Linked DNA regions of Homo sapiens: regions 1 and 2 are each linked to region 3. A link is a contact called in ENCODE Hi-C or POLR2A ChIA-PET data. All regions are on one chromosome and are shown on one strand. Each heading gives the region's core, a stretch centred on a gene start or an enhancer-like site at or near the end of the contact. The rest is flanking DNA. Distances are from core to core; before and after follow the strand shown.

Evidence for each region. A loop is a pair of places that touch in the nucleus more often than their neighbours do. ChIA-PET counts read pairs that join two places held with the same protein, here RNA polymerase II (POLR2A). Pooled maps may share reads with other maps.
Region 1: a map of PC-9 shows a loop between it and region 3 (11-fold over the local background). The contact joins the promoter of LINC02362 here to the promoter of LINC02427 in region 3. A Hi-C loop is called at or near these places in 42 of 168 maps with a recorded cell type or tissue (A673, B cell, Calu3 and 27 more), 36 of 37 single-sample maps with no recorded cell type and 40 of 50 pooled maps. POLR2A ChIA-PET finds 5 or more read pairs at or near these places in 7 of 52 experiments (AG04450, CD4-positive, alpha-beta T cell, GM12878 and 4 more).
Region 2: a loop to region 3 is called in a map of B cell, with 9 times the contacts of the local background. The contact joins the promoter of MYL12BP2 here to the promoter of LINC02427 in region 3. A Hi-C loop is called at or near these places in 9 of 168 maps with a recorded cell type or tissue (B cell, CD4-positive, alpha-beta T cell, CD4-positive, alpha-beta memory T cell and 6 more), 35 of 37 single-sample maps with no recorded cell type and 18 of 50 pooled maps. POLR2A ChIA-PET finds 5 or more read pairs at or near these places in 8 of 52 experiments (B cell, GM12878, OCI-LY7 and 5 more).

Annotation. Positions count from the first base shown.
Region 1 is chr4:184,380,948-184,383,647 of GRCh38, forward strand. It overlaps LINC02362 (long intergenic non-protein coding RNA 2362), which reads right to left and starts at 1,359. Exons shown (of 6, transcript NR_125934.1): 1 at 1,187-1,359. RefSeq lists enhancers at 1,568-1,657, 2,131-2,700.
Region 2 is chr4:184,313,012-184,315,711 of GRCh38, forward strand. MYL12BP2 (MYL12B pseudogene 2) reads right to left here and starts at 1,318. Exons shown (of 3, transcript XM_047416561.1): 1 at 1,294-1,318; 2 at 949-1,137. The coding sequence starts at 1,318. RefSeq lists enhancers at 809-1,310, 1,229-1,498, 1,629-1,788.
Region 3 is chr4:184,536,293-184,538,992 of GRCh38, forward strand. LINC02427 (long intergenic non-protein coding RNA 2427) reads right to left here and starts at 1,291. Exons shown (of 3, transcript NR_147158.1): 1 at 1,210-1,291. RefSeq lists enhancers at 1,022-1,231, 1,302-1,631.

The DNA of each region.
Region 1 (2,700 bases), core at 109-2,608, 160 kb before region 3:
CATGTAAGCTCCCTCATCCTGTCCTGAGTGTGAGATTCTAGCATAGGGTAGAAAGATACCAAGAAAGCACAAAAGCTTAACGTTTGTGGCTCTGTTTTATGAATATGTTGAAATATTCCCAATTTCAAAATTGCTGAGTCAAAATGTCATGAATCCCAGGATCTAGTGGGAATTATAATGCAAACTGGTCCACAAGGGAAACTGTATCAACGGCCAGAATGAAGCAAATTAGAATCACTTCAATAATCAAAAGTTAATGTAATTCTACTGGGTGGCTTTATAAAGCTTAAAAAGTTTGTTTGAATCTATGTTGTTTAAAAAACAAAATTGGCCAGCCACGGTGGCTCACACCTATAATCCCAGCACTTTGTGAGGCTGAGGCGGGTGGATCACTTGAGCTCGGGAGTTTGAGATAAGCCTGGGCAACATGGTGAAACTCTGTCTCTACAAAAAACATACAAAAAAATTAGCTGGGCATGGTGGCATGCACCTGTATTCCCAGCTACTACTCAGGAGGCTGAGGTGGGAGGATGGCTTGAGCCCAGGAGGCAGAGGTTGCAGTGAGCCTGCACTCCAGCCTGGGTGACAGAACAAGACCCTGTCTTAAAAAACAAAAATCAAATTGAATTAACTGCCAGCAGGTTTATATCCCCTTCAACTTCTACCAGAAAGGAATAAATTCTCAGCTCCTTTTATGCCACTTGACAACAGAATGAGGCTTGCTCAAAAAAGGGATAGCTCAGAGAAGGAAAGACTAATTTTAGCTATATAGAAACTGGGGTCACATGTCTGAGCTCTGACAGCCTCAGTGGTCAAATCTTGAATTCATGGAAGTCTGGGAGAAGATGGGTACTTTGGAATCAGTGCTCCAAAATATGGATCTTAGCTATTTTATATGCAGATGGTGTGGCTGATATAACTGAGTGCTTGCAATGTACTTCATACTTTACATTATCTTATCTAATTCTCACCTTGCAAGTAAGGTGTCAATACCCCCATTTTATATGTTGAGAAACTTTTTCTCATAGATACAAAGAGATGTGCCCAAAGTCGTCAGCAAATAAGAGCAGACTGAACCCAGGTTTATCTGATTTCAAAAAACGTATTCTCTTCCCACTACATATGTTGCTTTCCCAACTACTCTGGAAGGTATGGGATGCAGATTTCATTCTCTGGATATTCTTACCTTGGATTTTTCACTCCCTTTGGTATTCCTGGCAGGTTTCCTGAGGTGTGACAGACATCCTGAAGAGGCACTCAGCACCCATTCTCAACTCCTTCTGGAGTGTCTTCCTCTACTGCAGAGGCGGGAACTCTGAGAGCCATTTTTCCAGTCTCACTTGCAGCTGGGGTTCTAACTGTGAATTAGGTTCAACCAATTATATGCATTTGCAAGAGATTTGGAAGTCAGAATGGAGGCAGAAGCCACTTCCTACTGATTGGCTGTAAACACTGGCAAGCATGATTGTGGTAACACCGGGGCTTTCTGAAGCCATGTCTCAAAGTTCAGCCACTGATTGCATGGGTGTCGAGAGACATTAAAGTGGTGGTGACAGAACTTTCTAATGAACAGATTTCAGCTAAAACAATGTGTCTTCGGAGTCACTATTCCCAGTGACAGGCTCCTGATTTCCTCCCTTTACGGTGGTGGCAGATGTGGAAGCACCCGCAAGCCGGCTCCTCCAGCCTTCCCAACGACGTTGTAAACACCTGCTTCTCTCTAGACAATGACTTTCTGCTTAAAATAGCTGGCGTGGTTTTTGCTTCCTGCAACTAAGCCCCATTGATATATGCTGTTTTCCTTCTTTCCCTCTAACTGCTGGTTTTCACAACAGCCAACCCCGCAATCGATCCTTTAAGCTCTAAAATGAAAGCCTTGAATATCTTCATCACTCCATATCCTGCTTTGTTTTTCTCCATAGCAGTGATTGTCACCCAAAGATTATTTTTATTATTTGTTGATTGTCCACCTTACTAGGATTTAAGCTCCATTAGAACAGATACTTTGTTTTGTTCACTTCTGTGACAACTCTCTGACATTTAGAAGAGTACTAGAAAATAGCAGGAATTCAGTACATAGGGTTGAATGAACGAAATCTACCTTTCTTAACCAAACACCACATTAAATTCATGCATTAATAGGGTCATCGACAAGATATCCTCAATAACACCTCCTCATGAAACATTTACCTGGGTTTTAAAAATCCTCCAAAAACACAAAATATCATTTGTGCTATGTAACTCAGCATTACATTTAGGTGACATCCCCTCCCAGTTTGCCTGAGACGTTCCTGGTTTTAGCACTAAAAGCCCCATGTTCATGAGAATCCCCTCAGTTCTGGGCAAAAAGATGATTGGTTATCCTAATTAAATATCTTAGTTGCTGAGAAAGGCACTGTAATTACATTACTTTAGATCAATTTTGCAAATAAAAGTTTGAAGACACAAATCCACCTGTGGTCTCCTTCCCATATCAGCTGTGTTGCACAGGATCCCCGGAACCATCAGGTAAAATCCAAGCAATGGCTTTGGGTTGTATTTTATGTTTTTTACTAAAATTTCTATTGCTTGTACCCTGAATATTTCAGAGCTGAGCCTGTGAAATCTTTTCTGCATCTCAGTTACATTCGAAACATGAGCTTCCCAGAGAAAAGATACTGCAGCATAAACATGTGCTCTTGAGTCACAGCACCGGGGAAG
Region 2 (2,700 bases), core at 68-2,567, 220 kb before region 3:
CCAAAACCTAGATCTTCAAGTACAAGCTGGTCAAGCAGAAGAGAGAATTGGAAGAAACAGAGGAAACAAAGCACAGTGGACTATTTGTGTACCTTCAAGTAATGTGCTGGGAGAGAAGCTGGGACCAGTCGTGAGGGATCTGGTAAAACCTGCCGAGTCTGGGAACCAATGAATGAACTTATTAGGTGGGTCCTAGAAATTTTTCTCTGGCAAACTGAGGATACATTTCAGGGGGTTATGAATCACCACCAGCATGCTCTCTGCTCTTCATGGACATCAGAAGCTGGGGGAAAGCTTTCTTTGTGAGCCCCCAGCCTCAAGGGCAGGCAGTTCCTGGGCTGAGCCTCACTGGTGAAGCCTTTATGTGTGATGCGGGAACTGCCCACACACCAACTCCTGTTTTGCCCTTTTAATGGGCAGCATATCTCCTCAGAAGATGTGCCGCATGACCATTTTTGAGCCCACACCATCTTCACCCTCCTAGAATCTGCCTCTGATTCTTGGAATTTGGGGAAAACCACAGGTTTTTCATCATTTCTCAAAACTACTAGTTTGCAGCAGCAGTTCTGTGAAGGTGGGGAAGAAGCTGAGGACACCGGTGCCATGTTTCTGTTCTTATTCACATTTCTCTGTTCTCTGAAAGCAAAATAATGCAAAGCTATAAAGACCATCAGGGAGAATCAGAGCACAGACAGGATTCCAAAGGATGGAGGCTGCCCCCGACAAAACCCCTCCCCAAAGTGGGGAGGGGGCAGAGAAGAGGCCCCAAGATGCCAGGTGCTTCCCTCTGCAGCACAAGACACACTATGGGGTCTGCGCAAAGACAAAACATCGATTTGGGTGCAGTCTTCTTGGTCTCATTATTTTTATCATCTCTCAGAGGATGTGTGGTTGTCCCGATTGCTGTGCTCAGGACAGGAAGGGAAAGCAGAGGCTAACATAACTCACCCGGTCTGCAGGACAGAGGAGGAGAGCAGGCTGAAGGCCTATCCACCTCTGCACGCATCAGGCGGCTTCTGCATCCTGAGACACCCTTCCTGAATCGACACTTGGGCCCAGCCTGGCACTGGGCCCCATAGACGCCAATTAGATGGACGTGGTCTCCACACTGCAGGTGTTCACAGTACTCACTTGCTCCTGCAGACCCCAAATGCCAGAGAACTCATTTGCTGACCTTTAGCTGATGACAGGGGCTGGAGTTGACATTTGTATCAACCCACTGCATGCCTCAATGGGTCACCCTTCTGTGAGCAGGTGCTTCAGAGGCACAGCAGGACAGTCCTGGAGGCTCACCACAAAGCAGGGCCACCACACGCATGGGGAGAACTAGAAACCGATGACTTGGAATTTCCCTGCTGTTCTGGGTGGGCTTTGATGGGCTTTGCTCTGACTTCCTCTCTTAGACCTCTGGGCAGTGTTGCTACTGACGCAATAGAAATCAAGCATCCTGTTTCACTCCAGCAGAGGCTGCATTGCAGCAATGAGGGGTGTTTGCCCCATACCCAGAGAGGTGCTTCTGGGGAGCGAAGGCCCATAGCAAATGGGCAGCTAGCACATCAGGCCCAGGAGTCTGCTGCGTTGCAGAAGCTGCTGAAGTGTTGGCCCTGCCCACCTCCCAGGACACCTGTGGGAATGCGGGAATTCCACAAATTATGGATTCTAAGCCCCAGGAGATTTAAAAGGAAGGGAGAGGGAGAGAATGAGAATCGATGCTCTATTATTTGATGAGTTTGTAGGCGAGTGTGTGAGAGCAGAATGTTGAGACAAGACTTTCAACTTCGATGTAAGGAATATCTATTAAGCCCCTGCTGTGTGCCGGGGCTGTGTGTGATGCCTAAAGAACAATTGGCAACAGCCTCTCAAGGTGTGTGTGTGTGTGTGTGTGTGTGTGTGTGTGTGTGTGTGTGTGTTAGCGGCAGGTATATATCACAAGTTCAAAAGGGAGTGTCATAATTGTATTAAAGAGAAAAAACTACCACTGCTGGATTTAGAGTTATGAGATCTGGGTTTGAGTCCTGGTTCTACTTATCAGCTGCTTCCTTGAGTGTCCTCTCTATAGAATAGGGATCATAGCTCTTCCGAACATCACAGGGTTTGGGAAGGTAGAAAAAAGAAAAGGGATGCAAAAACACGTGGGGAAAAGGAACGTGGTTCCACAGCAAGAGTGGGCCCTCGTGTAAACTATGAGCTTTGGGTGATAATGGTGCATCAACATAGGCTCCTCACTTGTAAGGGTCAGACCCCTCCGGTGCCAGATATCGACAGCGGGGAGGCTGTGTGTGTGGGAGCAGCGAGGAACTCCCCGGACTTTCTGCTCAATTTTGCTCCAAACAAAAAATGGCTCTTAAAAAAGAAGTAAATTCAAAAGAAAAAAGATATAAAAATACATAATCCATTTGAAAAAATTACAATCATTAAAAAAGAAAAAAAGGAAAATGGAAAACTACTATAGACATGGTTTGAGTTGATATAAAGCTTTGATAGAAAGGCACAAAGAAAATGGCCTAAGAGTTGAAAGCCCAGTGAAATCACAGCTCACGAGGGGTACTTGAGAGAAACTAGGGGAGAAAGTTTTAAGACACAGTCTCCAGCAGAATGGGCTGTCATGAACCCATGGAGTAAGAATTGGGGTTAGGTCGGGAGGAGAACAGCTGCCTTTTCATATCATCCATCCCTCTGTCAGTCACCCTAGGCAAGAAG
Region 3 (2,700 bases), core at 41-2,540:
TAAGAAATACAGGGATGGCTCAAAGATAATAAATGCTAAAGGAAAGCAGGCTAGGGGAACGGGAAGAGAGAATATTAGGGAAGATGTACACGTGTGTAGGACTGCAATTTTAAATGTTAGGAAAACATAATATTTGAGCAAAGACTTTCTGGGGTATGAGGGTTAGTTTTATGTGTCAACTTGGCTAGGCTATTATTAATTATTATTATTTAATTAAATTATTTAATCAAACACTAATCTAGCTGTTACTGTGAAGGTATTTTGTAGATGCGGTCTGCTTTGAACGGCATTTCTAGCGGCCCTGGCCTTGTATTACACTGGACACTCTACTGATTACCAACTCACTCACTTTTGGGAGACTGTGGGGTTTAGGAACTATGTTGACATACTTTATTTTGAACTGCCTTCACAAAAACTGACAAGCAGGGAGGACCGGTAATATCACCCTTATTTTACAGACAAGAAACTAAGACTCAAAGAGGGAGACTAACCTGTAAGAGATAACAGAATAAATAGCAGAGCTGGGTGTCAGGCCACCATCCTATCCTTCTTGACAATATACTGGAAAGGAATTTGCAATCACTTCTAACTGCTCACCTTCCAGCCACCATTCACTCTTCAACCATTTCAATCTGACACACCCCCTAACTCAGATGTTTTGCTTTTTTAGGGGGGTGAGGTGGGGACTGTAGTTTTCCATGAATTACATACATTAAGGGTGTCTGTCAGTCAAGCGGCGCCTTAAGGAGATGTCTCATTCCCCCAGGCTACTGTCTTCAGAACAAACACATTAACCAAAACCAGTGAAAAGAACATGATAAGAATCCCGGGCCCAAGGATTACAAAGTACACAGCTCAGAACAATCTCTAAAGGAAGCACGCAGGGTAAAATACCCAACAGCCTCCTCTACGTTCCTCTAAATTTCCCACTGAAATCCCTTAAAGAGAAAACATTCACCACTACAATAATATCCAAGATTGTCAGCCTATCCCACAGTCTGGGAGGGATTCCTACAACTCCAAGGACGATGTGACCAAGGACAACAGCCAGCAGGAACCACCTGTGCTGGGCCCCCGCAGCGAGGGGCAAACACCTCTCTCCCGGTTCAGAGAAGCAAGATCTGTGCCCAACAAAAAACTAGACAGCCGTCTCTCTCTGTGGTGCCTGCTGCTTTTTTGTGAAAGAAAAACATAAGCTGTTCCCAATACCTTCCCAAGCAGCCGACAAACGAGGGCTCTTCCGCCTTAAACTTTCCCCATACCGGGCGGAGCCCCAAGCCACAGGAAACCTCCAGCAGGAAGTCGGGCTGCCAGGGCGGTGGCGGGCGCGGTGCATCCTGGGAGTTGTAGTCCGTTCTCGGAGGCGCAGGCGCAGTGGTGAAGGCGGGGAGCTGGGGGCAGCACCGCAGAGGATTGTACTTTTTCCTGAATGATACAGTCCTCCTTCCACATCCTTGGGGAATTGGTTCCAGGACCTGTGCTGATACCAAATCCGGAATGCTCAAGTCCCTGATATAAAATGGCGTAATATTTGCATATCGCCTACGCACATCCTCCGTGTACTTTAAATCTTCTCTGGATTATTTCTAATACCTAATGCAATGTAAATAATTGTTATACTGTGTTGTTTAGGGAATAATGGTAAGGAAAAGTCTGTACGTGTTCAGTACAGATGCAATTTATTAAAGGATATTTTCGATTCCTGGTTGATTGAATCCATCGGTGGGGAACACTGTGGATACCGAGGGCCAAATGTATGAGGGTGTCGAAAAAAAGTCAGGGGGTGCCGTTAGGAGACCTCGTTTCACAGAGGGAGGGTGATCTGATGAATGTCGGCCGCACAGGAAGACTTGGCTTGGAAACGGGTGTCGGCCTCCGTCCAGTCTCAGATCTGAAATGGACTGAGATAGCCCCCAAGTGGACAGAGTGGGGTGAAGAATAACCCACACGATCTACAAACGGGACTGTGGAACTGTGACAAAACGTCGTAGAATCAAGGAAGGCGAGCCGACGCAGACTCAGAGAAAGAACAAACCTCAGAGTCATCTACCTTATAAATAGAACTTTTTAAAAAATTTTTGGCTTCTTCAAAAACTATCCCCCCAAAAAAAACAACAACAAAAAGCACCAACGCATATTATATATTAGGACTTGTAGGCAAATGAACGTATGGCACAGTCTGGACTCATATACATCAAAATGTTAAAATTAGTCTTCTTTGGATGAGAGTGTTGCATTTTATAAAACTTATGTGTATTTTCCTCATTGTTTACAAAGATGAAATAATTTTTTGGTTTGAAATAAGTATAAAGAAAAACACATAGAGCAATTTTTAAACACCTTGGTATCTACGACAAAGTTTTATCATATTTACTTCAGATCCTTCCTCTCTTCCTTCCTTCCTTCCTCCCTGTTTCTTTCTAGAAAAGAAAAGAAAACCAAAAAAATTATGGCCGTGCACGATTGCTCATACCTGTAATCCCAGCACTTTGGGAGGCCGAGCCGGGCGGATCACAAGGTCAAGAGTTCAAGACCATCCTGGCCAACATGGTGAAACCCCGTCTCTACTAAAAATACAAAAATTACCTGGGCGTGGTGGCACGCACCTGTAGTCCCAGCTACTCGGGAGAATAAGGCAGAAGAATCGCTTAAGCCTGAGAGGCAGAGGTTGCAGTGAGCTGAAACTGTGCCACTGCACAC